Linked DNA regions of Homo sapiens: region 1 is linked to region 2. Evidence: chromatin loops called from intact Hi-C (ENCODE). Cell type or tissue: prostate gland. All regions are shown on one strand. Links, peaks and the distances in the headings refer to the core of each region. The heading gives the core; the rest is flanking DNA. Region 1 has its middle 23 kb from the start of DMRTA1. Region 2 holds the start of LOC105369298 (a long non-coding RNA gene).

Region 1 (16,403 bases), core at 5,604-10,603, 1.0 Mb after region 2:
AACTTCCGCTGAATAAAAGAGAGCAAAGTAAACCTAAAGTAAGGAGAAGGAAAGTTAAACATTACGATGGAAATTAATGAAATAGAGAATAGAAAATTAAATTTCTCAAAGTGATCAACAAAATTGGCAGCCTTTCCTAGTTTGACCAAAAGATAAAGATAAGACAAATTATTATAATCAGAAATAAAAGACTGGACATTACTACCAACCTTACATAAATAAAAAGGATTATAAATGAATACATTGAACAATTGTACACCAACAAATTAGATAACTTAAAAGAAATAAACGCTCTTAGAAAGACACAAACTACTGAAACTGATTCATGAAGAAATAAACGATCTGAATAGACCTAGGTGAAGATACTGAATTTATCATTTTTTAAAATAGCCACAAAGTATCCTAGGAAAATATGGCTTCACTGCTGATTTCTACTGAACATTCAAAGAAACTGTTCTTCACAAACTGTTCCAGAAAACAGAAGGGAACACCTCCCAACTCCCTTATTAAGGTCAGCATTACTCTGATGCCAAAATCAAAGATATTACAAGAAAAGAGAACTACAGATCAAAATTTCTTATGAATATAAATGCAAAAGTTCTCAACCAAATAACTAACATATGAAATCCAGCAGCATATTGTAAGAATTATAAATTATGACCAAGTGTGATTTATTTCAAGACGCAAGGTTGTTTTACATCTGATAATTTACAATCAATGTAAATTATCATATCAAAATAAATAAATCAAATGAGCATCTCAATAAATACAGAAAAAAAGCATTTGACAAAATTCAGCACCCTTTCATGATAAAAACACTCCACACGCTAGGAATAGAAGGAAATCTCAACTGGACAACGAACATTTACAAAAAATCCACAGTTAACATTATACTAATTGATGAATGACTGAATTTTTCTCCCTAGAATCAGGTACAAGACAAAGTAACCATCTTTAACACTTCTGTTTGACATTGCACCAGGACAATTAATCAAAAAGAAAAAATAAAACACACCCAGGTTGGAAAAAGAAAAACTAACAAAAACAAATTCTGTTTATAAACAGCAACACTGTGTACAGAAAAAATCCTAAAGAATCCACAAAAACACTATTATAATAAAGTTTCTCATCAACAAGTTTTCAGAATACAAGATCAATATGCAAAAATTAATTGTATTCCTACCAATTTGTAAAGAATAATCCAAAAATAAAAGAAAACAGTTCCATTTGCAATAATAAAAAATAGGAATAAATTTAACCAAAGAAATGCAAAACTTATGCTCTGAAAACTCAATAACATTTAAGCTTTTAATTGTTAAAGGAAAACTTGTTGACAGAAATTGTTGAGAAAAATTAAGGAAGGTCTAAATAAGTGGGACAGCATCCCGTATTCACAGACCAGAGACTTAACAATGGTAAAATGTTAATACACCTCAAACTAATCTATAGACTCAGTGAAATTCCTATAAAAATACCAGCTGATGTTTTAATTGAGAAACTGATTCTAAAATTTTTATGGAATTGCAAGAGGACCAGAAGAGCCTAAACAATCCTTCAAAAATGAAGCAGAAAAATGAAGGAAGATTCACACTTCCAAAGTTCGAAAATAACAAAACAGCAATCAGACAGTGTGTTACTGCTATAAAGAGACATATGTAGATCAGTGGAAGAGAATCGAGCGTCCAGAAGTAAACTCAAATGCCTAATGAGAAACTGATATTTGACAAAGGTGTCAAAACCATTCAAAGAAGGAAGAATAGTTTTTTTCAGCCAATTGTGCTAAAACAAATAGCTACAAGCAAAACAATATGCATAAAAATTAACTCATTTCTGGCATGAAGAAGATATAAAGTTGACTCATTATTGATAGCAGTTTAGTATAGCTGATTACAGTTCCTAAATGTTTATATCTCCAATAAAATGGTTATGATCTTTCCAAATATATGAGTTTACAAACAATAAAAGATATTGATTTAATAAGGTATAATGCCTAACGCAGAGTCTCCAATGAATGGAAACATGGGGTTCTTTTAAACAAATCAGGTTCCTAGTTACCAGGAGCTTAGTATTTGGTACGTAATTAGGGTAGTAATAAAGTATTGTTGATGCAAAATATGAAAAGATAAATAGAAAATTACCTTTATAAATCTAAAACTGCAAAGTGAGCACTAAGGTCCTTATTTTTTCCTTTTATGTCTCGATAATTTTTATCTTGGAATAAAATACAATTTGAATGCAGTGATAGGGAGTTTGTCAAGCATGGTGGCAAGGTCATCTCTCACACAATAGATTCTGGAGTCAGACTTCCTATGTGTCAATCATACTTCCATTATTCTACTAGCTGAAGAGTAAGACAAGATTTTTCATCAGAAAATGGGTATGAACATAATAATTCCCCCTTTATTAAGTTATTGATAGGATACAATTACTGGTACATATTAAATACTCAATAAATAATAGTAATTGATATTTTCTTTTTCTTTAAGGTTCACCAGAGAAAAATACTGGCCTGTATCATTACATAAGTCTGATCAAAATTAGCATTTTGTTATGACTAATTTCAGTTAATGAATACAAGGAACAACCATCTGTTTTCTCTAAAATTTTAGCTCATTTTGTGACTTATATGTTATGCTGAAGGTGAGAGGAGATCTACAGTACAATTTTTCTTCAGCAATAAAAATTATTTTTATAGAAGTCATTCAAATAATGTAATTTGAACAGTGACTGTAACTAAGATACCATGCAAGTGCTATTGCAAGCACTTTTAGCAACAATTTTAAAGCTGCAGATGCAAAATTTTAATGACCAGTGTTTAAAATAATATTAACGAGTAAACTCCAACAAAAATATTTGCAATAATAAACAGAAAAATGTGAATTGGAAGGATAAATTATATACTGCAATAAATTGAGCCCAAAGAAACAGATTGTTCCATAAACTATAAGTGAAAGCATTCTGGCCGGTGATGTTCCAAGCTGTTATTCCAAAAAGATAACTCCTAATGCCATTGAATAAACATCGTTAGTCTTTAAGTTCTGCCATTTGTCATATGATGATTATAATTCTCAAGCACTATTTTTCCTGTCATTATCTTCCCCATTATATTCATCTTCATCATTATCATTGTTATGATTGCCATTTTCTCCATTAGCCAAGTATTTTAAATATTCAAAATTTCTCCATATCCAAAATATATTTTGTTCAGAGTTGCATAAATATAATCCAAGTCATTCATTGACAGAGCGAAATGTCTAAAAATATTTGGACCAAATCTCCAGCATAACTAAATCCTCAAATCAAGACCCCAGTAACTCACATAGTGAGCTTGAAAATCAGAAATCAAAATGTCAGACAGCTTCATTTGGCAATCATACACCTATGAACAATATTCCTGGTCTTGTGCTTCCAGGTCAAAGACAGGACTATATTTTCCCTCCTCCTGCTTTAAAATGTTTTAAAATGGCTTTAATTTGCTTGTGTCAATGAAATGTGACTGAAAATGATGCCTACTACATCCAGGCAGAAGGATTTAAAAACCAACTCATCATATTTTTTCCTCACAACCACAGAGGTCAGTAATACTCCACTCAAAACCAGACAGTAGCTGATTCATTAAAGTAGTCACTGTTAAATCAAAAGGAATGTGACCAAAATTAGCTACAATGCGGCCAAATATATCTTCCATTTTAACAAACATAAAAGACTTTAATTCACCTAAGAGTAGAAAACAATTTTCAGATTGAACTAAAATATGAACCAAGTCTATATTGTATACAAAGATACTACTAAAACAAGTTGATGTAGAAAGTAGATGGGATGCGGTGACTCACACCTGTAGTCCCAGCAATTTGGGAGGCCAAGGTAGGGGGATTGCTTGAGGCTAGGAGTTCGGGACCAGTCTGGGCAACATAACAAGATCCCATCTCTTAAAAAAAAAAAAAAATAGCAGGGCATGGCGGTGCTTGCCTGTAAGTCCTTGCTACTCAGGAGGCTAAGGCAGGAAGAGCTTGTGAGCCCAGGAGTTCAAGGCTGCAGTGAGCCATAATTGCACCACTGTACTCCAGCCTGGGTGACAGAGCAAGACTCTGCCTCTAAAAAACAGAGAGGAAATAATAGTGAAAGGCATACCATACAAATATGCACACAAAAAAATGAAAGGTAAAGGAATTGTGATACTACTATCAAATGAATCAGCAGAGGTGAAATAATTCAGGCCAAAGTGTTAAAAGTTAAAAAAAAAAATTCAAAAAGGGCACTTTTGAAAATAATTTTAAATGGTACAAATCACAATGAATATATTACAGTCATTAAAATCGAGACATCTCATAATATAGCAACAATTTTTTTTTTTTTTTGAGACAGAGTTTCACTCTTGTTGCCCAGGCTGGAGTGCAATGGCAAGATCTCAGCTCACTGTAACCTCTGCCTCCAGGTTCAAGCAATTCTCCTGCCTAAGCCTCCAGAGTAGCTGGGATAACAGGCATGCACCACCATACCCAGCTAATTTTGTATTTTTAGTAGAGACGGGGTTTCTCCATGTTGGTCAGGCTGGTCTCGAACTCCCAACCTCAGGTGATCCACCCGCCTTGGCCTCCCAAAGTGCTGGGATTACAGGCGTGAGCTACCATCCCTGGCCCCAACAATTTAAAAGTACAAAATAATCCAGGAAATATGTGGAAAGCTAGAAATGTATTAGCAAGGGATAAGAATAAAATAAACATCTATTTGCTTATATTTGCAGGAAAAAACTAAGTATACAAAAGAAACTAATATAAAGGACTAAAAAGGAAGCACATCTTTTATTGTATGTATTTTTATGTTTTTTGATTTTTTTCAAGCAAGTTCATGTTAACAGGTAAAAAATAAAGCAGTTGGTTAGTTATATAATTCATCGAGCTAAAATGGTTGTCATTACCATAGAGGCTTTACGTTCCAAGCACTTTTCTTATATATTTATCTTTGTCTGACTCTCTGATTGCAATTTTCACAGAACAATACAACTCTTTTCATGGAAAGAAAAGGTCATAATTTTCCCTTTTCGTTTCCAGATTTTGGAAAGCAACATCTCCATCCAAAAGCCCATGAGTTATCAATGCTATCAATCCCATATGTCCTTTGAGGTGTGAGGTCTCAGCCAGGAAGATGAGTCTTACGCGCCTCTATATTTGTAGACATGACAGACAAAGTATTTCAAACAAGTCCATGATGTGGTTTTATGTTTTTGACATCAGCCCACCAGGTTTGCCTGTCCTGCCTAATGTGTGCGAAAATGTTTTATCCAATTCTGACATTTCTCGAAGTGATTTCATCAGTAGTGCCTCTGGAGGACCAAATGAAAGCCTCTAGTTTAACTAGAACTAGAGGCAATGACAGTAGCAAGCCTCGGGCAATTCCTGCTCTTGGAATGTTAAAGGTCAGTGTTAAAATTTATAACATATTGTTATCTAACATTAACACTTCCACTGATATATTCTCAAAAAAATGCCACTTTGATGGGCCTAAATCAAAGTTTGTTTCATGATCTGGGCTCTTAAAAGTGTTCCTTCATCGCAAGCAGAGTAGTCAGTCAAGCCATTGGAATATTTATGCAGACATATCCACAGGTGTGAATTAGTTGGTTCTATGGTTCTGAGCACAGGTGACATGCCAGATTTGGAAGAACAGATTGCTTTAGCTGTGACTCTAATTATAACTTATTTGGTAGTCTTTATCCTACTTACTCGCACATAGTATTTTATAAACAGATGTGTCATGTAAAGGGGGTATGATCACATATACCATTAGTGCCACTCAGGTACAATGTATTTTTTTTAATTAGAAACAAACAAGTGGCAGAGCGTACACAATCTCTTAAAGTCTCATCTGTTCCACAGAGGAGACTATGCTTAGGCTGGGCATAGCTACATTGCATATAACACAGAAGAGCAACAGGAAAGAATTCCACCTCCGTAACCTTCCACATAGAGGGAAAGGAGCAAAGTAGTACTGCAGGGAAAAGCTAGGCCACCAAAAACCAGTAGTGGCTTCCTGGTGAGGGAAGTGGCTCTGTTAGAAATAGCTGGGGTGGGGCAGGGAGCCTCAGTCTCTGGTATCAGCCTGTTCTTCTATTGAATTAACTCAGACCTACTGAGCTGGTTTCTTGCTAAACTACCAAAAAGTAAGAAGAAATGCACCTCTATGGCCATCCACTGCCATTTCCTCTCCTTGAAATGCCTGGAGCACATTTACCTCATTGGATACAACACAACATCGTGCAGGCAACATTTGCAAAGTGTAGACATCGAGGTTAAGGCTGAGCTTTTCAGTGGTATCTACTTCTCTCATTCCCACAGCTCTCCCCTTCAGATACAAATACCTTCTGCTCCTCCCCCTACCAAGCCCTACTTTCAGAAAGGGCTTTATAACTGCTCAGCACAATGCCTCAGACATAACAGGTATATAATAATGGCTTCCTATTTAATATGATGAAGGCCATGACCGCTTATTCAAAGCTCAAAAGATAATTATTTCAATGCTCTTCTCAATCACCTTTCAGTTAATATGATCTCTTGAGTTTGAGAAGTTTGAGAAAATCGCATCCAACCTGGAGACCATTAAAAAAGAGGTTGGTGTGGCAAACACCAACTGGGTTACCTGGATGGGTAATATTTACACATTTGCTTGTAAATTAAATAAAAATGTATACTATCCCTTTTGCTTTTACTTATGTTGGGAAATAGTAATTTTATGTAAATTACTGGCTTACTGTGCTCTGGGAATTGATTTCCTATAAATGCAAATACTATTGTAGTCTTTACCTAATTCGATTTTGCAAGAAATGGGAAGGGGGGGAACTTACCTATTTAAAGGGCTAGGGTGCCTTCCTTTTAGTTAAAGCAACTCTTGGTAACAACAAAAATGTATTTTGTTTCTAGACAGTAATTTGGCGTTTTATTACAGCTTGCCAATGTGATACAACAGTTGGGCATGCTGGCTCTGCCTTAGCACATTTATTGCATTATACAGCAAGAAAACAGAATTTCCTCTGCAGGCAAACAGTGGTATCTGTGTTTTCTTCACCAAGATATTTAATTTGGACATGTTTTAAAATAAAATCTAAATGTAATTTTACAATTTAGTGGGCAAGTATTTTTATATAATATTTATATATTATACATAAGATACCTTCTGTTCTTCCCCCAATTAAGCCCCATTTATATAGTACATGTAAATATATTTATACATAACATTTAAATGTATTATATTTGCCCACCAAATTATAAATTACATTTATATATGTTTTATATACCCAAATATGCACACACACAGATATATATATATACACATACACAGATGCATATATATTTGAATATACATGTACATACATTCACTTATATAAATGTGTGTGTATATGGTATGTTCAAATATATAATACACATATATTTAAAAGAAAGAAAATATGGAAGAATGTAAACTAGATGTAAACTGGTTTTATGCTTTGAGTGATCTAGGCCTAAGTCTAAGTTTTACATCACACACTGGTTAGGACAGCTTGGGAGAATTACTTAACCTTTCTCAGATTGTTTACTCATTTATAAAATTGGGATAAGTATTCTCCTCAAGATATTTGAAAGGATTAATAAAATTTAATGAAATGTCTAATATAAAGTGTTCAGCACAAGTAAGGATCCATCCTCCTGGAGCACCAATCAATAAGGAAGGCCAACGTGTCACTGGAATAAATTGGAAGTTTGATACAAGTTAAATCCAGCTGCCTAAAAACGTTCCTTGTGTAATTGGACATCTGCGGTATTTCAATTCGCACAGAAGTAGACAGCGCCCTCAAGTGGAAATTTTAAAAATCACTCCTCATAGAGCTGACCCATTCTGAGCAAGGTGTAAATGGCATAGTACAACCATGAACACATACCCAGGATGAAAACACAGGTAGCTGACGTTACCTAAGGTCTGCAGCCACCTCCATCCGAAAACCTGAAGCACAAAGTTGTGTGGTGTAGCGCAATTTTCCAATGACAAATGAGTTGTTTTATCATCTCAATTGTAAATATTTTTAAAATCACAGATTTCATTTACAGAATTGTAATGCTGCTCATTGTTGAAGAAATTGACATAGATGTATTATTACTGACTACTTAATCTACCTCCTTTCCAGTCAACAATCCTCAGGGCTAGGTGTTATTATTATTCTAATTGTCAGATGAGGAGATTGGGGCATTGAAAAAATCAACTTTGTTAATCAAGATCAAACAAAAAGTAGCAAAATCAAGAGTTAAATCTTACATCCTTGCTTTTGGCTCCAGTGTCACCCAATGCATCTTGCAGTTCAGAAAATCAGAAAATGGAGAAAGAACAAAACCCCAGAGAAATGGGAAATGCTTTGCTAACAGAAAAGGGAGACAAAAGAAAGTTCAAAGACAGTCTAAACAAAATCTTAAGCTCCCACAAATTTGTCCGTGTGAGTTGTCTTTTTCCTCAGGGTGAAAGCGACAAAAACGAACGCTGTTGTAATTACTTTATCGAATAAATCTCTTATTTGGAACATCAATATTTAATTTTTATTAATAGAAAACAAGATTCTAACTGGCAAATTAAAAAAATACTAAGTTTATATTTTTAAAACATCAGATTTAAGGAACTCCATTTTGACTGTGATGTCAAATTTGTTTACAGCCTGGCCAACTGGACGTGTTTACTAAATGTTAATTTATTGCCACCTGCTTTTGTCCTCAAAGGTCATTTCTGTATTTCTCTATAGCCCAGAATATTGTTTTATGCATGCTGCATATTAGATTAAAAAATCAGTTAATATTAATGGATGAATTAAGAACCCTCTCTGGCTACTCAGTTCCTAAATTCCTGGGAATATTTTTAATACTAAAGGCTCTCTTTTGCTATGGGAGGCAAAAATTGAGAAGAAATATTTCTTGCTTGTTTGGAGCCATTACTCAACAAAGAATGGGAGTGGAATAAGTACTGAAGTAATTCTTTAATGTCAGCCATGACACTGCAAACCTTGGTCTTCCGAATTAAAATTAGTGCAGTCTAATGCTGACCCTAATCATTCTCATGTATCTGAGCCTGAGACAGTATTTTTGTATTAAGTAAATTAAGTGATTAACTCTGTTATTTTGAAAAAATTTTAAAGCTCAGAGTTTCTTAATTTTTTTTTTTTTTTTTTTTTTTTTTTTTTTGAGATGGAGTCTTATTTTGTCGCCAGGCTGGAGTGCAGTGGTGCGATCTTAGCTCACCTCAATCTCCACCTCCCGGGTTCAAGCGATTCTGTTGTCTCAGCCTCCTGAGTAGCTGGGACTACAGGCGCCCGCCACCACACCCAGCTAATTTTTTGTATTTTTAGTAGAGACGGGGTTTCACCGTGTTAGCCAGGATGGTATCGATCTCTTGAACTCGGCCTCCCAAAGTGGTGGGATTTCAGGCATGAGCCACCATGTGCGACCCTTGAAATTTTTAAAGAAATGAAACCTTACAGATTATATTCATACACCTGTTACACTCACCAGTTCCATTTCCTTCCTTTTCTAGAGGTAACTGATATGGTTATTATAGCCAGTCCATATGTTTGTACTTTTATTATATATCTACCCATAAAAAATATATTCTAAGTTCTGTATTTTAGCTTAATTTTCATGAATAGAATTGTAGTATACACAATTATTTCATGAGATGTTCTTTCTAATCAGCAGTTTTCTCTTCAGATTTATCCGTATTGATACATAAAGATCCAACTAGTTCATTAAAACTGTTGGTTATTTGGCCAATTTTATTGATTAATAGTGTTTACATATCCTGAATAGATATTTTTGTATGTTATATATGTAGTTTCTAATGTCTTCGGTTATTTTGTATTTTATTGTTAAAATTTTTAATTTTACTATAGTTCTGTTTTGGTAAAAAAAAATATTTTCATCCCCCTTAGATATAAAGATAGTCACATTGTCTTCTAATAATCGGAAAGTTCTGTTTTTAACATACAGGCCTTTATTCTATCTGGGATTTACTTTTGTGAATAGCATGATGATGTACCAGATATGTACCTTTATCCTTCCAGATCAACTCTTCTTCCCCATCCACTCTGTATCCCAGAAGGTTGACCTGTACAGACAAATCAAAATATCTTGTCACCTCCAGCTTCCATTTGGGATTAATCAGTGAGGAATCCAAGCAAATTGGGAGAAGGGAGAAGGTGAGGACATGACTCTATAGAATAAGTAGAACATAACTGAAGAAAACCAATTGAAATGTTTATCAACACATCTCAACAGACTCTCAGCAGCACCAGGCAATTTCCATCATCAGTTCACTCTTTTAATCTCCAAGATAACTATTACACGCCTTCTTTCTCCTCTTCTCATTTTTAGTTTGTGCTTTCACCTCCAATTTTACTGAAAAAAATATAAGCACTTAAAGGAGAAATGGTTCATATTTCATCATAAACCTACCAACCTTCTGCTTCTGTGCCTATACTCTTCGTTCCCCCTTATTACAATGGTTGTCTCTGCTCTTCTCTAAAGCCATCTCCTCTACTCGTCCCCAAAATCCCATTTCCTGTTACCACTAGAAGACTATACACCTGCCATTATTACTTCTCTGCATCATTGTCTCTACTGCATTATTCCTATAAACACACAAACATGCCATACTATTGTCCTTAGAAGAAAAACAAATGAAACTTCCTAGAATCCATGTATCTCTTCAGCTGCCATCCTAGTTCCCTGTTACCCTTTAAAAAAAGATTTTCAAACACATTAACTAAACTTTTGGTTTATTCTTCAACTCCCATTCTCTCCTTCAGTCCAATCAGGTTTTAGCCACCGTTACCCTACCAAATCTTTTCTTGTTAGGGGCACTTGACAATAAGATCGTCAGATTCAATGATCCATCTCAGTTCTCATCATATTAAACCTTTATTAGCAACAGACACAATTCATTATCCCCATTCCCTTTTTTTAATTTGGTTTCTAAGACAGTGTTTCCCCTATTTCAATAACCACTTCTTTTCGATATTCTTGGCTGGCCCCTCTTCTTCCTCACCTTTAAATGTTGGATGCTGAAGAACATCATTCTCCTGACTCTATCTATACTTTCTCCTTAATAAATCCTACACAAACCCATTGCTTTAAATATAATAACTTCCTAATTTATCTCTCGTTTTCCTACTAGTCCTCCGACTTCTAGCTTCATATATGTAACAGCTATGTGATACCTAAAGTTTGGATATCTAACAGATACCTTAAACTTAAAATGTAAAAAAAGAAAAAGTCAGCAAATAGAAAAATCACTTGCATTTTTGTTTGTTTTTTTTTTGGTTGGTTGGTTGGTTAGTTTTGTTTTTGACAGGGTTTTTGCTCTGTCACCCAGGCTGGAGTGCAGTGGTATGATCAGAGCTCACTCCTACCACCTCCCAGGTTTAACTGATTCTCCCACCTCAGCCCCACAAGTTGCCAGGACTACAGGTGTGGGCCACCAAGCCCAGCTAACTTTTGTATTTTCAGTAGAGATGGAGTCTCACCTTGTTGCCCAGGCTGGACTCAAATTCCTGGCCTTAAGTGATCTGCTGATCTTGGTCTCCCAAAGTCCTGGGATTACAGGCGCACACAATCTTTTAGGAGAAAAAAATGCAAGCATCACTCTTGGCACTTCTATTTCCATCATACCTCACACACAGTTCATCAATAATTTAAGCATTAATCCAACGACTTTTTATCACCTCCAGTCCTGGTCACAGCTCCAGTCCTGGTCAAAGCCACCATCAGTCCTCAGCTAGACTATTGAATAGCATAATTGTTCTCCCTGCTTCCTCTCTTGCACTGCAGAGCAGTTATTTCCTACAAAGTAATCAGACAAATCCCTGTGAAATGTAAACCCAGCCTTGACTTCCCTGCTCAGACTGTCCAGTGGCTTCTGAGACATCACACTAATTTAAATATTTCAGTTGATCACTGCTGCCACCAACACCATACTGATCTCTCTCCAACCTCTTTTATCACATTGTGTTTTAACCACACTGTTCATGCATACTGCAAGTAAAATTAGGCTTGTTCCTGTTTCCATCCTGTGTGCTTGTGGTTCTCCTTAGCCCCATACCTCTACATACCTGCCTTGCCATTTACTCCGTTGTGTTCAAATGCCATTGTATTAGTCTGTTCTCACACTGCTATAAAGATACTACCTGAGGCTGGGTAATTTAGAAACAAAAGAGATTGAATTAACTCACAGTTCTGCATGGCAGGGAGGCCTCAAGAAACTTAGAATCCTGGCAGAAGGTGAAGGGGAAGCAAGGCACGTCTTGCATGGCAACAGGAGAGAGAGAGAGGGAAAACTGCTACTTTTGAAACCATCAGATCTGGTGAGAACTCCCTCACTATCAAGAAAATAGCATGGGGGAAACAGTACCCATGATCCAATCACCCGCCACCAGTTCCCTCTCCTGACATGTGGGAATTACAATTCAAGATGACATTTGAGTGGGCACACAAAACCAAACCATATGAGCCATGTTCTCTGAAAAGGCTTTTTCTGACCACCCAAACTGAAATAGCCATTGCTGTCACTCTCCCAGCCACCAGCATTCTCTATTCTTTTATCTTGCTTTACTTTTCTTCATAACACTTAGCACTACCTGATATAGTTTATATTTACTTGTCTGTTTATTATCGGATCACACTAACTAGAACATCAATTTCACAAGGGCATGGATCCTGACAGTCTTCTCACTGTTGTATCCCCCAGTGCACAGAAGAATGCCTGGGATATAGAAGGTGTCAATAAATTCCTCACTGTATAAATGAATGAATCTTATCCTATAGTTCCATATATACTTGGGTAAGTTTCTATGACATTCTACTAACTTGATTATCTATACCTGATTGTCTATTACCACACTGTTAGTATAACTTTATAATTAGCCTAAACTATGACTATAATTACTGAATACTTACTATGTGCCATCTGATAAAAAAAATCTAATTGGATATCTAATAGGGAAATCTGATGTCTGATAGTAAAATTTTTTCTTTTCTTTTCCAGAACTGTTTTGTATCTGAGGTGGTTTTTTTTTTTTTGGCTTTTTATTTTATTTTCATATTGAGGCATCATACTCAACAAAAGTTCCTGAAATTTTTATTGGAATTGCATTGGATTTATAGGTTAATAAAACATATGTACATAAATGGGCCAGGTACTGCTCTAAATATCTTACATGTATTCATTCTTTTGGTCACCTGAGTGATCAAATGAAGGAGTATAAAATTATTAGCATTATACCCATTTAACTGATTTAATAGATGAAAGCCCAAAGAAGTTAAATAACTTACCTAAGGTTATTTGGCAAGTAAGGTGTGGAGGTGGAATTTGAACTCAAGTATTCTGGCTCTTCAGCTTTTATATCTAACAAAATGTCTCCCAAATTATTTTAGGAAGAATAGACAACTTTACTAATTGAGCATTGTACTTCTATTGAGCATTCTCCATAAATATTTATGTTCTTCCATAAGTATTTATTAAAGTTTTATTTTATGTTCTCTAGAAACATTTCATAATTTTTTTCAAGTTTTCATACGTATTTAGTTAACTTTGATCCTAGGCATTTTACAGTTTTTGTTGCTGTTATGAATGTTAATTTTTTTATTCTACTATGTTTTTCTAACTAGCTATTGTTTTTATATACATAGAAAATATATATATAAAATCAATAACTTCTCTCTGTATATATTATATATTTTTCTATATATATAAATCAAGAACTTTTCTATATATATTTATATATTTTTTCTATATATATTTTTATATATTCTATATTTATACATATTTTCTATATATTTATATATATTTTATATATATTTATATATATTTATATATTTTCTATATATATTTATATATATTTTTTATATATATATATATAGAGAGAGAGAGAGAGAGAAAAGTTACTGATTTTGTTTGTGTGTTGGGCTTATAACCAGCCATCTTGTTGAATTCTTTCCTTAGTTCTAGTTTCTCTTTGATTTTTTTATCATAGCAATTGAAAATATTGAGTTAATTTTCAACAATTATTCAATTTTTGTATTATACTGCATTGGCTAACACTTCTGGTACAATGCTCAATAGAAGCAGTATGAGTGACTCTTCTTGTCATATTTCTGACTTTAAGATCTCTCTAAAGAGTTGCCATTAAGTATGATGTTTGCTGCATTAAATTAAGGAAGTTCCCATTAAAGGCAGAAGCTGTTGGTTCTTTAATGAATAGGCATTTCCTTACAATTTTATTTGAGGTGGCAATGTGCTCAAATAAAACATACAATTTCTTAGAGCTACAGCAGGTGATGTGACACTACTCTTGTCATTGAGACATGAGCAAAGTTCTGCTGGAGATTTGTAGGATAGTTTTTCTTTCCTGATATAGGCACCACCAAGCCATGCTCTAGAGCCAATCCATGCTTGCCAAGATAACCTATGGTGTACATTTCTTCCCAAACCCCATTCAGTGACATCAGTTTGATAGCTTAAAATTAGTCATGGTTCAAGTATTTACACCATGGGATTAGGCAATTGCTACAATCAGATATGTTCACCACCACCTAGTAGCCTGACGTTATTGTTAAATATTTATCAGTAGATGACTGGTGTCACATCTTTCTCCTTGCTGAGTCTTTCTTCCTTTTACAAGAACACAAATGTGATGGCTGAAACTATGATAGACCTATTGTGAGCAAGAGAGAACAAGAGAATCACAACATGCTAACTTCTGATATCCTTGAACCACTGATTAAATGTCTCCTGAGTAATGAAATAAGTATAAAATTTACCAGCTTTACCTACTTTAGTGTGAGACAGGTCATACAGAGCATAAATTTGGGATAGAGGCTATCCAAGTGTGAAGTTCAACTCCCAGCTCCTCTACTTTACTTGCAACATGAACTTAGATTCCTTGACCCTCTGTTCCTCAGTCTGTCCTCTGTAACATGAGGGAAACCACACACACGCATGCACACACACACACACGTACACACACACATACACACACACAAAAGACAGGCATATGGCAACCATTCAACAACTTAAAACTCATAGTTTAGTAAGAATTAGTTAAAATGTCTCTTTCTTATCACTGGATCTATTCATAGTTTTCATCCCTAGTTATCTAAAAGGTTTCTTAAAAATTAGCTTTGAAATTTATTAAATATTTTCTTTATCTATAAATAAGATTTTTCTTAATTTGTTAATGTAAAAAATTACACCAATAAGATATCTGTATTTGAGGAATATATGGTTAATGTGTATTATTTTTAGATACACAAGTGACTTTGATTTCTTAATTTCCTTCATTTAAGATTTCTGCATAAATAAATTTTCCTTTTCAGCACTTGTCATGTTTTGTTATCAAGATATACCTCTAATGTGAAGTTTAATAAGCATTCTCTCTTGTTTTATATTCTAAAAGATTTTTCATAAAATAGAGATTAGCTGTTCCTTGCATGTTTGGTAAACCTTGCCAGAAACACTGTGGCACTGACAGTCCCATGGAAGCACAGGCCTGCATTTTTTAAACTACATATTCCACTTATTTAATGGTGGCTTCTCAACTTTGCCAATTTTTAAATAATTCCTAAAAATGTTTATAATTGACATAAGTTTTCAAAAAATTTAGTATTCATACTATTGTTATGATTTATTTCATCTCTACTGAATCTCTTGTTCTACCTCCCATATCACTTATAATATTATGTATTTATGCCTTCTCTCCTTCTTTCTTGGTGAGCCTTTCTATAGAGATTTTTCTATTTATTAATCTTTTCATAGAACAAGTTTTTGCTTTTTTTGACCTGCACCTTTGTTATTTAATTTCTACTTTATTAATCTCTACTTCTCCCTGTATAATTCCCTTCTCCTTTCTCAGATCCATTACCTACTCTTACCTAGCTTCTTGAGTTAAATTATTTGATTATTTGTAAACTTTTGAAAGGTAATACATTTAAAGCTGAAAATTTCCTTTTCTCAGTCTCTTAAGCTGCATCACACTGTGTAGTAGTTAATTTGTAACTATCACTCACCTCTAAGTATTTTTCACAATACTCCATTGAAATTTTACTTTCTACTCCTAAGTTACTAACAGTACTTTCGTTTTACTTTCTTAGCGTGTAAAAGGAGGCGGTTAGAGGAAAGAAAAGTTGTTATGGTTTTTCTTCAATTAAAAACATTTTAATATAATCCTATTGTGACCAGAAAGATGGCTGGCCAGTATAATAATTGTTCTTTGAAAATTTTCAGGCTGCCTGAATGGCACAAAAATGAACAAATTTACAGTCTTTCTCATCTCAGTAAGTAAGAACACCATTCAGTCCAGTTGTTTAGAGCAAAACTGTAGAAGAATCTTTGGTACCTTTCTT
Region 2 (16,403 bases), core at 4,601-9,600:
CCTCTAGAGGGAGCTGATGATCAGGCTAGAGGAAACCAACATTGAGACTGGTCAGACTAGTGAGGAAGCTTTACATGTAGGCAGTATCACAAGACTGGATGGGGGTGAGCTATTAATCCTGAGCCTGTGAACTTAAAAGCCATCAGAAACTCTTACTATAATATCAGAGAAACAACTACTACCTACCTCATCTTAATAGTATATATTCCATGGTATAGAAAATGCTCTAGTGCTAACATTCTGATTTCAGCCCTGGAGACTAATTCAAATATTTTATGAAATTTCAACCATCTATTTATCTATCTGATTCCTATTAAAATTTAATATTTGCTGAGTTCATATTATGTGTCTAATGCTGTGTCAGATATTAGGGTGCAGAATTTAAATGTCATTGTTTCTAACTTCAAGGAACTTACATTCTAATGGTGAAAATAAATACAGAAGCAGCTGGTTCCAATCTGGTGCAAAAGTGGTGCTAATCTGAAGATTTATATAACAGATAAAGTATATAGGGGATTAGCATGAGGTATTGAAATACATATATTTTCAAACTACCTATAGCTATCTCAGGAAATTAGGGGACAAGCAGACAAGGCAAGAAAGAGGGGCATCATGAAAACCCTATAATCAGGGGTCCCCCCTCACCTGCAATCTAAACTCTGCCTGACATGCAAACCTCATCAAGCCACCATTGATTCTTAACTCCGACTGTTGGTTCCCAGAACATGCCATGTTATTTTACACATTCATTCCACTGTGTATGCTGTTTCCCCCACTTGACATGCTGTCTTCTTTCATTCTGCCCTCTTTTGTCCACCCGGGAAGGTTTAACTTCTTCAAGCATGAGTTTGAGTAATTCCTTTGTGAAAATGTTCCTATTTCTCTCTCTCATCCTTCCTTTATTCCTTATCACTATCCTTCATCCCACCATTTGCCTACCTCAATAATAAATAGCACCTGCACACTATTCAGTAGTTTTCTTCAAAAAGTATGACCCTTCACTGGCACTCTAGTTCCAGCCCTCCAGTGGCTTACTCTTTGGATATGATCTGAACACTTTGCCATAACCCATAAGAAATACACTGCATGGCCTCTGACCAGTCTCTGTCATTACCTTTTTATACTTTCTTGGTCACTCCTTTGGTCTAACAACACTCTCCTTTCTGTTTCCTCAAACACACCCAAATTTCTTTGCTCTTTAGAATGTGTTTCCCTAGGATTTTAGATTGCTTGTCTCCTCCTTTATTTGTCATTGGGTGTCAGCTCAGTTATCACCTATTTAGAGATGTCTTCTCATCCTGTCTGAAGTGGTAACTCCATCCACATTTGCCAACACATCACACTTTCTTATACTCCTCATGATACTTGTATATATCCAAAATTATCTTGTTCATTTATGTGTTTACTGTCTGTGTCTAACTCTTGATTAACAAGTAAACTCCATGATATAGGGGCTTTGACAGTCTTATTCACTGCTGTATTTTCAGGGTCTATAATCATGTCTGGTAAATAACAGGTGTTTAATAAATATTTCTTGAATTAATAAAACAAATTAATAGGCCTTTTTTTGGTTGGTGGGTTGGTTGGCTGGCTTTTTTTGGTTTGTTTTTGTTTTTTTGTTTGTTTTTGTTTGTTTGTTTGTTTGTTTTTTGAGACAGAGGTCTCACTCTGTCACCCAGGCTGGAGTGCAATGGCCCAATCTCGGCTCACTGCAACTTCCGCCTCCTGGCTTCTAGCAATTCTCCTTCCTCAGCCTCCTGAGTAGCTGGGATCACAGGCACACGCCACCACGCCAGGCTTATTTCTGTATTTTTAGTAGAGACGGGGTTTCACCATGTTGGCCAGGCTGGTCTCCAACTCCTGACCTCGTGATCCGCCGACCTTGCCCTCCCAAAGTGCTTGGATTTCAGGCTTGAGCCACTACGCCCATCCAAGAATGCATGCTTCTTAAGAGATGGGATCATCAGTTTTAATCTATGTATTCTACCATACTTGGTACAGTCCCTGATGACACATAGTAGATGCCCAATGAATATTTATGGAAAGAATGACGGGGGAGCCACAGCGTTTTTGCTGATAACTCCAGGGCTGGAGCTCAGGTGCTAATACTGCAGTTCTTTTTGGAATGTGAGCTAGTTGCTGAGCTAGGATAGTTTCAGAGTGATTGCTGCTCCAATTGGAGCACGATCACTGACCTGAGACTGCAACCATGTTGCCTCAGTTGACAAATTAGGCTTGCTTGCCCCAAGCACAAGAGCAGGCTTTGCAAACTCAAAGGATGGCCACCACACAGCCCTTTAATTTCCCACACTCATAGTTTCTATGGTGATTATGGTATTGACAGAAAACTGTAGAAGTCTCTAAAAGCCAAGCTGTAAATATTTTATATACATTATCTTGAGAAATAGTACTTGGAATTTTGAAGTGGACGACCTAAATCGATCATGGCAAAATTTAAATGGGTAGTGGCAAAATGCTTAAATATCTGCCTAAGGTCGTTCACTTAGTCTGGTGTCCTATAAAAGCAATTAGTTAATATTACCATTACCAGTTGGTATGTGCAGTTCTTCCTTTTAAAAAGTAAATTGATTCTACTATGTAATACATTTTAACCTTCTAAGGAGTTTGGCTGTGACTACATGGAAATTTTAAGATGCAATTGTTTGAGCAAAAAGTTATAATATTTGGTACATGTAGAAGTTTGAAAGAGGAAATATATTATTTATCATATTCAGGCCAGTCAATGTCCAAACCGAGTGTTCATGCTTCTTAGTAATATTAGGAAAAATTCCTGCCTTCATGTACGTATAAGTTACTCTGGCCAAAGTTCAGAGGAAAACAAAAATTATCCCGGGGCTCAGATTCCTTAAAAAACTTCAGCTACAAAGGTAAATTTTTTTGATAAAATTATTAACAATAAAAATACCTTCTCAAAATAGATTTTCTCCAAAAGATTCTCTATGTTTGGATTTGTTTTTTAACAGGAATCATATAATCTATGTGCCAAGTGGTGCTGAAGAGCCTTAATTTAATTGTATTGGCATGAGATGATTGAGTTCATTGGTGATGGAAGAAAGAGTGATTTAGCATCAGATTTCCTGACAGAGGAAGCTTCCCTGTTTAGTTTTCGTTTCTACAAAGAATGAGGGGAAAGTGTCTGGTAAGGAGGTCACATTCTTTCTAAAAGACAGCCAGGATCCAAAACCCTCACTTGAAAAGGAAGTAGTGAAAGTTATTTCAAATTAATCACACATTGGGATATATAAGGACCCTGGAGATATTTTGAAATACTTTATGAATCTGAATGAACCAATTTATATGGATTCTAATTTATCCAAAATATTGTTTTGAGTCATTTGAAGGTAAGAATACCAAATCTTCGCCCTCAAGAAATTTATAATCTGTTGATGCAGACAGGATATTTCCACATAAAGTGTAGTAACCTGCTCAATGAATGGGTTAGTCCTGAAAAGAGAAATCCAGAAAGAATGGCTGACATTCCTAGGTCTCATGCTGAGCAAAAATTCAAGAATCAGTCAATACAACTTGCCTTTCCTTGAACTTTTCATACATATTGCCAGTTGGAATAGAAATATTGGAAGTAAGGAACATGTATTTCAACTTTTTGAATAATTTGAAATATCTAATATTTCAATGTAAATATTTTTTAAGTTAATGTAACTGATTGTTTCCTACAAGAAAATGGAATACTATACAGCCACCCCAAAAAATGAGGGATTATGTCTTCTGCAGGAACGTGGATGGAGCTGGAGGCCACTATCCTTAGCAGGAACAGAAAACCAAATACTTCATGTTCTCACTTATAAGTCAGAGCAAAAAGATGAGAACACATGGATACACAAAGGAGAACTACAGACACTGGGGCCTACTGGAGGGTGAGAGGATGGAGAGGATCAGGAAAAAATGACTAAGGGGTACTAGCCTTAATACGTGGGTGATAAAATAATCTGTACAACAAACCCCCATAACACGAGTATACCTATATAAGAAACCAGCACATATTTCTTAAAATAAAAGTTAAAACTGAACTTAAAAGTTGAAAAAAGAAAATTTTATATTATGAAAATAATGATGTTTAAAAAAATATTCTAAAAAGCACCCCTGCCCCCAACTACCTATGTATTCCAATGGCTTCCAGTGCTTCTATGATAACACATCAGGAGAGTGTATCTCCCTCATTTGAACATAAGCTTCACAGAGAGTTGTCTTGTTCAAATAGAGTATTTGATGTATAGGTGATGAATTAGTGTTCATTAAGTTGAGAAACAAACCAATTTATCCTCAACTGCGAAGAACTTGGCTTATACTTTTTGGTAGCTCTAAACAGGTTGGCTTCTTGCTGATTTTTTGAACATGCCAATTTCTTTCCTGCCTCAGGCTTTTACAAACAGCTTCTCTTTTCTAGAAAAACTCTCCTTGTTCTCCTTCACTAGGCTTGTCTTCCAGCACCACTATAACCTCAGAGTGGACTTCTCTGATCACTCTATCTGAAGTAGGTCCTCCCTGCTGCTAGCTTAGCTCCTTGTTTTTTTTTTTTTTTCCCCCATCACAGCAACTAATGTTTTACTATTATTTATGTCCCCTGCCCCACTGTATTGTAATCCTCATAATGACAGGCATATTTCTTATTGTCCATGATTGCAACTCTAGTGACTAGCACAGTGTGAGGTAGAGACAAGTCAATAACAAACAAAATAAATAATGCTCATGTGTAGGACAGACTTATCAGTAACATTTACTCTCATGCTGGAGTATCTATATAAATATGGTAGCTGGAAATTTATACATAATATTCTGTGCACAGACTATAGCTCTATGTCCTATATTTTATACTGATTTAGCAACATGAGACACCTTGGTAGAAAACCACTTGGATGTAGTGTATGGTTTATGAGGGAACAGAGAAGAGATCATAGTTCTTTAGGACAGCAGATACCATTTGGGAAGCTGAAGCACATGGGAAGCTCTGGAAAAACGCCAATGCCGATGACTTCTCATAGCTTAATATTTTGTTTTTTTGGTCATTTGAATTCTTTGCAAATTACCTTTCTCTTAACTATTTATTGATATGAGAATGTTAATATCTCTTAAATTAGATTAATTCCTCTGAAAATTCTACTTGCCAGATATTAGTTTTTCTATGTATGCAAGATTGTTGTATAAAAAAAAATTGTGTTCCATTAGACTCTCTGGGTTTATCTATATGAAGGAAACACCAAAGGAGCATCACTGCCCAAGAGAGTTGAGTGGCTTTGTTTCCAGTGGTCATATCAGGGATATCATCCTGTTATACTGAGGATGCTGATACTAATGATGATTGTATAATAAAATGTAGATAATGACATAACCGGCATTTCTCCAAATGGCACCAGCTTGGGTACACCAGGCTTATGATAACAGCAACAAACCTTCTGATTCAATGCCCTTTTGCAGTATCTCTGCAGCCTCAGCCTAAGCCTCTTCATGGTGGTCCTCAGGGTATCACTGGGAATTCTCATTTGCTCTTGATTGTCCATGACAACCCCCTGCTTCAACCACTGAGTGGAAGCCATCCTTTCCCCTGCCAACCCAAGCAGTGGTTACTTGTGGTCATCTGTCTTGACATCACCCACCTCAGAATTTGCAATGTGAGCCCTTTCTTCTCCAGAATCCCCTGTGCCTGTGTGCCATCGTGGGAACTGCCCTACCAACTCTGACATGTTAGAGAAATGCAGCCCTGAATTGTGCTCCCAGGTTCTTAAGATGAATGTAGTCATTTTAGGTTTCCAATTTCATCCTTAGAGCCCTGACACAGATTTCCTTTGAGGCTGGTCTGAAATAGATCTTTGTCATTTGAAATATAGGTCATGGGTCATTAGTGTACATATTGTCTGATTATTAGATACTATATTATTTCTATACTACTTATTAGAAATGCAAACTCTCAGGCTCTGCCCCAGACCTACTGAATCAGAATTTGTATTTTCATGAGATTCTCAGGTGATGTGTAGCACACTGAAGTCTGAGGAGCACTGAGAAAGGATTAGATCAACTTTCCCTAGTTTACCTCTAATGATTGCCACCTAATTGCTTGCTCATCACCACTCTCTTGCCTCAATGGTTGGGGGTAATTGAGTTTCTTAGTGTCTTATAGGTCTTAGTTCTCTGGACTGCTGTAAGGCCTCCTGTGGTGTCTGCTTCATAGGCTTTCCAGCTGCACAAAAACCTGCTTGAATATGCAGTAGATCTTTCACAAACCCTTGCATTGGAGCCCTGTTGACATAAACTATATTAGAAAAGAGAAATCATAGTAACACCACTAATAGTACATGTCTTAAATCTCCATTATGCTTTTCTCTGTTCAAAGGACTTTAGTTTGCAGTAGTCATTTTTCCCTAAACAACCCAGTGAAGGGGGTGTAATTGGTATTGTTATACCTCTTTTGCAGATGAAGGAGTGAGGCTTATGGAGATGAATCTAGTTCCCAGACAACATCATTGGCACACCTTTGAATCCAGTTCTCATTTCACTCTACAAACCAAATGAAGTAAAAATGAACATAGACAAGTGAGAATGCAATTATGACAAACCATGGCCACTGTTTTGAAGATATTTTAAGTCATCAGGAGAGGTTTAATGCATTCTTTATAGACCCAAGAACATGTCTTCATGTTTAGCCTTTTATTAAATAGAAAAAATTAACTCAGGAAAATATTTCAAATGAGATATGCTGCCAGAAAACAGCCGAAAGCAATATTGCCAACATTTTGACAGGCTTACTTGGGTGAAAGCAGTCACTATATACTTTTATTATCTTTGAAAATGTTAAAGGAATGCCAACTTTGTGTTTGCATCTCTTCAATTTATAAACCCTAATGAATTTTTGTTCAAATGATATAGGTTTGGAATGAAATGTTTTATACCAGCTTTGGAATAAATCCTCAGGTACATTTCTAAGATTGCTGTACTCTTTGGTGATGAGGCAAACTGTTGATCAGAAAGCAAGGCGTTATTTTACATTTTTACCTGGAAAAAAACACGAGATAAATTGTTTTTATTTTAAAAATTTTACACTGGTTTGCACTTTCTCAAGGAGAAATTGATTTGGCACCTTTAGAAATGATTAAGCATTTTCTTTTTCATTTTCTGCAGAACACTTTGGTTGCTTTTGGTCTGAAATGTAATAAACCTTTTTCCATCTGTAGGAAGGGGTGCCTGGTTGCCCAGGGGCACCCAGAGATTCTCTCAGCTATGAAAAAATAGGAGCCAAAGTTAAGCTGAGCACTGGCACAGCCATCAGATGTTTCCTACTGAGCTCTCTCTCGGCTCTGGATACTCCAGTGTAACTATCTACAGTGATTTTATTCTCAGGCCAGGTCTAACTGCCTGCATCACCAATAAATCTGCATTCTTTTTTACATTTCCGGTTGCTTCAGCTTTTATTTGGGTCCTTTCCCCTGGCTCCCTCAGTAGCATTCCTATTTTGGTCCTCAGACTTTCCAAAGTCAGCGAAACTTATCTTTTTATTTATTTATTTTGTTAACCACTCATTTACTTTCCCATCTCTTCTTACGTCTCCCTTTTCTGCTCCTCTTTCTCCTCTGCCTCCTCCCCCTATTTTCTTCTTTATAGTAATCCTTTAACTCTCCTTTCAATTTTTTCTGTGATCAACTTTTCTATTTAAATGAAAACCAGTATGTTCTTATGAAGTCATAGAGGTTGTCATGATATTAAGAATCTGAGACAACTGGGCATGGTGGCTCATGCCTAAAATTCCACAACTTTGGGAGACCTAGGTAGGAGAATCGCTTGAGCCCAAGAGTTCCAGACTAGCTTGGGCAACATATAAATCCTTGGCTGATAGATGCAATGAAAGGTAGAGTGAGACCTTGGCTCTACAGGAAAAAAAAAAAAATGCTGGGTGTGGTGGCGCACCTGTGGTCCCAGTTACTTGTGAGGCTGAGTTGGGAGGATCACTTAAGCTCAAGAGGTTGAAGCTGCAGTGAGCACTGTGATCACACCACAGCACTGCAGCCTGGGTGGCAGAGTGAGACCCTGTCTCAAAAAAAAAAAAAAAAAAAGGAACCTAAAACAATCACTGTAGAAATTTATCAGTTATATCAGAAACATGGCCTAGTTATTTCGATGACATCCCAAGCCTGAATACTATCTGTCTGAAACCTGTGTATTTAACCTGCAGCAGCCTGTGTGTTTAACTTCTGGATCAGCATAGCATCCAATGATAGAGCGGTACAGTTGTCTCAGGTGTGTTTGTAGTAAAATTCTGTACCTTTTCATCTTGTTGCTACACTTGCTTGACATTTTTTTTTTAGCTGAAGTTGTGCATTTACCTAAATTTTATAACTTTTTTGTATCTTTTGACTTTGTTCTTATCATGTTGGCTTGGTTAATAAATATTGTTTCTGTGACTTTTGGTACTTTGACACTTACCCTTTGGTTCTCTATGTACATAACGCAAATAAGTCTTACCCCTTGTGACCCAACCCTAGGGTTGCTTGATGGGGTGGGTTTCCATGTGTCCTTTCAATCCCAACCTTCAAAAACTGCTTAGTTGACAGATCCAAGGCTTCAACTTCTGTTTAACAATTAAATAGAGCCAATAATCCATGTTATAAATCCTTGACTGATGGATGCAATGAAAGGTGGAGTTGCCCCAGGTATAATAAATCTGACTTTCTTACAAATTCACCTCTTTCTCATCTTTAAATATTTATTTAAATTTATTGAAATTTATATACATGAAGAAGGTAACAAGCAGCTATAGCTTACTTTCTGCAATAAGTGTATTCCTGAAAGTGTTTTGTATAATTAGAAGGCATGTACATGAATTCCTATTAAAACCTCTTACAGGATCTTACACTTAAACCTCAGAATAAAAGTTTTACAAAGTAATAAATGAAAGGTCATTGTGTTCTGTATCAGTTAGGGTAAGTTGATTTATGCTACAGTAATGAATAACTCCCTAGTTGTAACAAAAGTGTACTTATACCTCATACTATATGCCCAGAGTGGGTTGGTAGGGAAGCTCCAGAAAGTTGATGGAAGCTCCATCTTTACACATGCTTCTCGGATCACCTCAACAGGGAGAAGGGAGAACTCAGGAATATTCTGCACCATTAAGAATTAGAATTAAGCGTTAATTAGAAATTAAGTACTTAATTAAGAATTAGAATTCAGTAATTAAGGAGCATCTTACACCATTAAGAATTAAGTGTTCTGGAAATGATGGTCCAATGGTCAGAACTACTATTCCCCGACACAACAAAGAAAGGGCTAAGAAGTTCAGTTTTTTTACATGGGTAGAAGGAAAAAAGAACAGATATTAGTGAGTAGCACCAATGCTGATTACAATGTGCCCTTGTGGCTACCAACTATTTGTTCCTCTCTGCTTTCTCTAGGTAAGACACACTCCCTCTCCTGTTTCCTCGAAGGAGACAATCTCAAACACCTTCCAATCATAGCATCAAGCACACAGTCCAGGATCCTTGGTAAGCTAATATCTAGGGATGATGTGAAATATTTGCATCAGATCCAGCTATGGCCCCTGATGACCCAGAGACCTGTAACTAAAAAAGGCAAGTTACTAACCTCCCTACCCACCCATCTACCTAGCCAATATGCAGTGGCGAAATCAGGCCAAGATCATCTCAGTAAATACTCTTGTTTAGAAAGTGTACAAATTGAAGGTGTACTACAATCACTGCAATGGGTCATTGCAACTCTCAGGTCTTACTGGGCAAATGCTTCAAGGACTCTTCTCCTGAGATGGCCCTGGAGTAGAAGGGTCTCCTTAGCTCCTAGAATCTATGGTCCTTGTCTCTGTCCTCTGGGAGAGTCTTCCTTTCCATGATCCTCTTTGACTACATTTGAAGTGGGTGTCAGGGAATATACCTCCCTTAGGGAACAGGCAGCCTCCTTAGCCTACATCCTATCCAATGATGGTTGAAGCCTCAGTGTTATTTTAAGTCCTGAACTGTCACATTCTCTTTTAGTTCAAGCTGATTCTTTTGGCAATATAATTCTCTCAAAAACTTCCCTGAATTTTTCTCTTTGATTTCAGTCAGCTTCATGTACCAAAACTCGTGACAGTTTCTTTTTAGATATAACAGTCATATTTGCTAAGCGTCTTTCCTTCCTCACTCCCATGCTTCTGTCCCTTTCCCTTACTCTCTTGATTGCATTGTGGGTATCTTGTGCCTATCAGGTGTCCAGAACCACACTTCTAATGTCTTTTCCCAAAACAATTTTGCCCAGTTTAAAAGATATTCTAGGTATCACTCTGTGGCAGGCAGAATAACAGTCCCCGCAAAATGTCTACCATCTAATCCCCAGACCTGCGAATATGTTATATTATGTGGTCAAGAAGAATTAAGGTTGCAGATGGAATTGCTGACCTTAAAATAGGGAGGGTATCCTGAATTATCCAGGTGGGCTCAACGTAACCACAAGGGTTCTTAAAAGCAGAAGCAGGAGATAGAAAGAGAATCAGCGTCAGGGGGATACAATAGGAGAATGATTCAACCAGTTACGTCTGGCTTTGAAGGTGGAAAGGGGCCACTAGCCAGTGAATATTGGGCAGCCTGTAGGACTCGAAAAGGCAAGAAAATGGATTCTCCCTTACAGCCTCCAGAAAAGAACACATCTCTGTCAACATCTTGATTTTAGCCCAGAGAGGCCCATTTAAGACTTATGCCCATCAGAGCTATGAGTAAATTTGCATTGTCTTACGCCAACAGGTTTTTAGTAATTTCTTACAATAGCTATAGGAAACTGATAATCCTTAATTTAATATTAGCTGCAAGGCTGAATTTTAATCAGACTTTACTACTCAAAAATATTTCTCTGTATTTTACTGTTTAAGTATAAGAAGTAGTCATTTCTTCTAAAAATTTACCAGTCCCTGAATTTGTGAACTTTCTATTTTCTGTTTAATCTAGTTTGCAAGCCAGCTAGTTCTTTCTTCATCTTATCTCTACTACAGTACCTTGTCAGATAGAGCCAGTAGCCAATACATGTTAGTAACATTTTTTTCCAACTTACTCCACCAGTTCTCCCAATTTGTTAGGTATTTGATATTCACTCCAAGTTATTGCATATGACAATCTTTCCAAACAGTCTGCCACTGTACAACATGCATCAACATTCTTCCAGCTCCATGGACAATTTTCTCACCACGGCTTTTAATGAATGCCACATTTTTGTTATGGTAGAAGCCCACTTCTGTGTACTAATTTCTATTAGTTAGGAGCCCTTATTCAGTCTACTCAAGATGGATGAATACAAATAATCCTCAAATCTTGCTGGCTTAAAGAAGAAAGGTTTGTTCCTTACTCACATTGTGTCTGTCATGGGGAGGCTTCTCTGCCTTCTCCTACCTGCAGAACCTAAGCTAGTAGAGTAGCTGCAGTCTGGAACATTGTCGGTCTTTATGGCTGAGAGAAAGAGATGTATGGCTAGTCATATACTGCTCTTAATCCTCACTCATAAGTTACACACATATGTCCACTTATGCAAACAAGTTGTATGACCCATCAAATTCCAAGGGAATGGAGAAGTGCGATCGTAAGATATGCCTGTAAAGAGAATAGAAGATATTTGGTGTACAGCAATCAATACTACCACACCTTTTGCAATTTGTGTAAATTGAGGTTTATTACAGTAGGCCACAAATATATTCAGAAATTGCTGCTGTAATATGAGAAGAGACTTTACAGAAATATTTTTTAATATTTGCAATGTCACATGTAGTCATAGTCGGCTGCTTACTCTGAGTTCATATTTTAAAAGCCCATTTTCAAGCCTATTTTAGAATGTAAGGAATACTTTCAGATAAACATAATACTCAATTCTACACCTAAGTAAGTATATATCCGGAAAGAAATCTAAAATGCCAGCAAAGATTTATGTTTAAAAATGGGTAACACAATGTTATTCATAATGAAAAACTGGTAATATCCCATATACACCTAAAATAGAGTAAAATATATTCATTCACCATAACGTTATGTGGCCATTATGTAAACACTAAATGCCAGAAATGGCTCTCAACTTGACAGTGATTTAAGAGGTGCAATAGAATACTGCATACACTTTGAACTTTCACTTTTATAAAAATGTGCAAAAAAGAATGACTAAAAGAAAAGATATAAATACTAATAATAGTGGCTATGTACAAGTGATGAAATTATAATTGGTTATAATGTTTTATACATTTTTTATTTTCCAAATTTTCTACATTGAGAATATTTTACTTTTATGTCCCAAACAGTAAACATAGTAAAGAAGAAGAATACAAGTCCTATACGGACTTACAGTGCCTTATATGAAGTCATGTCAATAAAACTATTAAAAGGGAAATAGAAAAATTTTTTAAATCATATTTGGCAGGTAAACTTCTAATGATGTCCCTCTAAGTGTCCCATCACTTGGCTATTTGATTAAATATTAATTTAGGTATTGTTGTGACAGGACTTTGAAGATGGAATTAAGGTTTCTGATCAGCTGACCTGAAATAGGGAATATATTCAGGATTTTTCAGGTGGGCTGAATGTAATCATGTGATCCCTGGAAACAGAAGAGGAAAGTAGAAGAGTCCAACAGAGAGATATGGCAGAATGAGAAAAAAAGCAGAAGAGGTCAGAGATACTCAAAGCTTGAGAAGGACCTAAACCACTGTTGATGGCTTTGAAGATGGAGGAAGGGGAACATAAGTCAAGGAATGCAGGTAGATTTTGGAAGTGAGAAGGACCGCTTACTGACAGCTAGCAAAGAAACTGGGACCTCACTTTTTTTTTTTTTTTTTTTTTTTTTTTTTTTTTGAGACGGAGTCTCGCTCTGTCGCCCAGGCTGGAGTGCCGTGGCGCGATCTCGGCTCACTGCAAGCTCCGCCTTCCGGGTTCACGCCATTCTCCTGCCTCAGTCTCCCGAGTAGCTGGGACTAGAGACGCTCGCAACCACGCCCGGCTAATTTTTTTTTAATATTTTTAGTAGAGACGGGGTTTCACCGTGTTAGCCAGGATGGTCTCGATATCCTGACCTTGTGATCCGCCGACCTCGGCCTCCCAAAGTGCTGGGATTACAGGCGTGAGCCACAGCGCCCGGCCACTGGGACCTCACTTCTACAAAAGCATGGAATTGAATGCTGCAAACAACCTGAATGAACTTGGAAGCAGGTTATTCCCTAAAGCCTCCAGTAAGGAACACAGTTCTGCAGACACCTCAATTTTAGCCCATTGAGACTTGTGTTTGACTTTTGACACATGGAAACTGCAAGGGAATAAATTTATGTCGTATTTAGCTGCTAAATAGGTGGTAACTTGTTATAGCTGCAATGGAAAATGAACACTCTATGAAATGGAGGTGAATAAAAATATACTGATTCAAAGGGCTAATACAATTTCTGTGGTTGAGGATTAAATATGACTTTGACTTTCTTGACATTCAAGGCAAAAAGGGAAACAGTGGATGATGCTTTTATTTACCAAATGAGAGCTCAAAAACCTGCCCATGAAAATTGCTTTAATGAGGGCCTGCAACAACCTTCTTGTGGACCTCTTTGCTTCCAGTTATAGACCTGAGATTCGCCTCCTTCCATTGCCTTAACAGCCACAATGCTCCAGCTACATACTTGCAGTGTCCTCACATCAACACCCTTTTTACACTCTTAGCATTTACAGATGCTCTTTCTTGCCCCCTAAAATGGGGTTTTCTTCTTGTTCACCTAAACAAAAGTTTATACTGAGGTCGGGAGTTCGAGACCAGCCTGACCAACAGGGAGAAACCCCGTCACTATTAAAAATACAAAATTAGCCAGGCATGGTGGCGCATGCCTGTAATCCCAGCTACTCGGGAGGCTGAGGCAGTAGAATCGCTTGAACCTGGGAGGCAGAGGTTGTGTTGAGCTGAGATCGTGCCATTGCACTCCAGCCTGGGCAACAAGAGTGAAACTCCATCTCAAAACACACAAACAAACAAAAAAACAAAACAAAAAAAACCAAGAAAAGTTTATATACCGTGACTTGGTTAAAGGTTTCTCTTTGGTGAAGCTTTCCTTATTGCCTCTCCCATTCAACAAGGAGTAACAAGGAGAGTAAGTCCTTGTCACTCTTTTCTCTGTCCTCCTATGATGCTTTGTTCTTTGTTTCATTGTAGTACTTAGGTATTGCAACAAAATCGCTGGCTTACAGGTCAGTCACTTCCACTAGATGGTGAACTTGCTAAAAGCAGGTTCTGTATTGCATTCTAATCTGGAACCTTAGAACATAGCACTGTGCTTGGCACACAGTAAATCCTCAGGACACATTTGTAGAACAAATGCCTGTGTTAGAGACTCAATCACTGTTGAGTACATGATTATAGGCAGAATAAAGTAATGGAAAATGTCAGATCTCAGTTTGAATTATGCCCAAAGTGACAAAATACTTTCTGACTTTGTGACTTTCATAGATATATTTTTAATGTTATCATGATTAATAAAATGAAAATGAATGTATAAACATTAAATTAAGAAATTAGAAAAAATAAGCCTACATAACAATTATAAAAATAAAAGAAGAAATTAATATGTGAAGGAATACAAAACCGTAGAACTTATTAATGGTTTAAAAATCTGGTCCTTTGGGAGAAAACTCATCTATTAAATAGCCTGATGGACAAATCACATTTTCAATGAAAAACGAATTTGGCAAAACACAAATATTCCTCACAAAACTAGGACCAAAGATGCATATAAAAATGTACTTATCAACCCTTTTTAGAGATGGTATGAGTTATCAAAATGATATTAGAAGAAGTTGCAAATCCAACTTGGTAAAAACCATGAAGAAATGGGAGAACAATATTTTATGAACAAACATTACAATTTTTAAGGATCCTATAATTTCCATGTCTTTGAACTATCATAAAAGATAGAACAGTTTTGCTATTTGGTTTTTCTTTTTGTCAACAATGATGCAACTTGATAAAGGTGTTCTCTTTTGATGCAAAGATATTGAGCTATACATAATTTCACTTATAAACACAAAACAAAATACGTAACTAAAACCCTAGCAAATCATATACAGCTATGCATTAAAAATAATATAATCAAATGGGATTTATTAAGAGTATAGTTAAAACAGAGTTGTGCTTGTATAAGAACAATGACCCCTAATGATGATGCAGAAACAAATCCAAAAATATACAAAAATTTGGTATACGATAAAGGAGATAAAGGAAATCAGCGAGGGGGATTGGTATAGAAGTTATTCAAGGAATAATGCATACTATTGGTTAACTATTTGGTAACATATAAGTTTTGATCCTTATATTATGATTTATGTCAAAAGCAGATGAAAGAGCTTAATGACAAAATAGAGAGTAAGAGAAAGACAGATAAGGAGAGAGAAAGACTGGATGGATGGATGGATGGATGGATGGATGGATGGATGGATGGATAGATGGATGGATGGAGAGATTAGGAGAGAAGAGGGGGAGAGAAATAAACCAGAGGAAAGAAGGAGAAAGAAGATTAAATATAGAGAACTTAGAAATAATTAAAGGTAGTGCAGGCAGATTATCTCTTCGAAGGATAGGAAAGGACTTTCTAGGCAAAAAAGCAATGGTGAAAAGCACGGAGAAAAATATTAATTGGTTTAAGTCCATAAACATTAAATATTTTGTAGATACAAACACATGAGTTACAAAATTCAATGTTAAGCAAGAAACTCTTTTTGAAAGGTGCCACAAATAAGAAACTGGGTTAATATTATCGATGTATAGAAATATACTGAAATGGAAAACTAGGCAAATCAAAGAAGAAATGCAGTTGATAAAAGTATTAGGAGAATACTCTTTTGACAGCTTTTGAACTAAGCATAAAAAACTATGGCTTAGGCAAGAATGTCCTAGAACTATAATATGAAACCCAAAATAAGAAAGAATTATGTATCACAAGATTTATAAAAAGTTTGCAAATTTAAAAAAAGACCCATTACAAATGTTTTTAGAGTGAAATTATATTTCATGTTTATTTTTAGTTAAATAAGTCTCAGATAAAAAAATCTCAGATGAAAATAAAAATTTGATTAAGCTCATAAATTTTAAACTATAATACACAATACATATGCATTTCTAAATTGTTACATAATTCTCCTGTAAGACATAACTGATATAGATAAGTGATATAGAAAAAGCCCAAATCATCATCTAGGTTAAATTGACTTGAGACTCAGCCAGGAACCCAGAGGCAGGAAGGAGAAGAGGGCCCAGTTCAGAGCACAGCCCTCTGGTTGTCATTGTCTATTCACCTTGCTATTGCTAAGTTATCCTAAGCTGGTAATTTAGTATGTGCAAACTCATGTTTTTTCATCTGATAAATGGGCAAATATGGTTCTTGAGAGAGT

The links. A loop is a pair of places that touch in the nucleus more often than their neighbours do. Peaks named below come from ENCODE experiments on the same cell type or tissue, not always from the same donor. Only the 100,000 strongest peaks of a DNase experiment are listed, where the experiment ranks them.
Region 1: a loop joins it to region 2, with 4 times the contacts of the local background. A loop is called at or near these places in 7 of 110 quality-filtered maps.

What each region holds. Positions count from the first base shown.
Region 1 is chr9:22,461,559-22,477,961 of GRCh38, reverse strand. No RefSeq gene overlaps it. Among named protein-coding and RNA genes, the nearest start is that of DMRTA1, 23 kb to the right of the region's middle. In prostate gland, for the core only: a CTCF peak has its summit at 7,833 (motif pointing left); a DNase peak (open chromatin) is centred at 7,821.
Region 2 is chr9:23,475,931-23,492,333 of GRCh38, reverse strand. It overlaps LOC105369298 (a long non-coding RNA gene), which reads left to right and starts at 7,800. Exons shown (of 3, transcript XR_929517.2): 1 at 7,800-7,876; 2 at 8,201-8,265; 3 at 9,420-9,594. In prostate gland, for the core only: no CTCF peak of the experiment used is centred there; no DNase peak of the experiment used is centred there.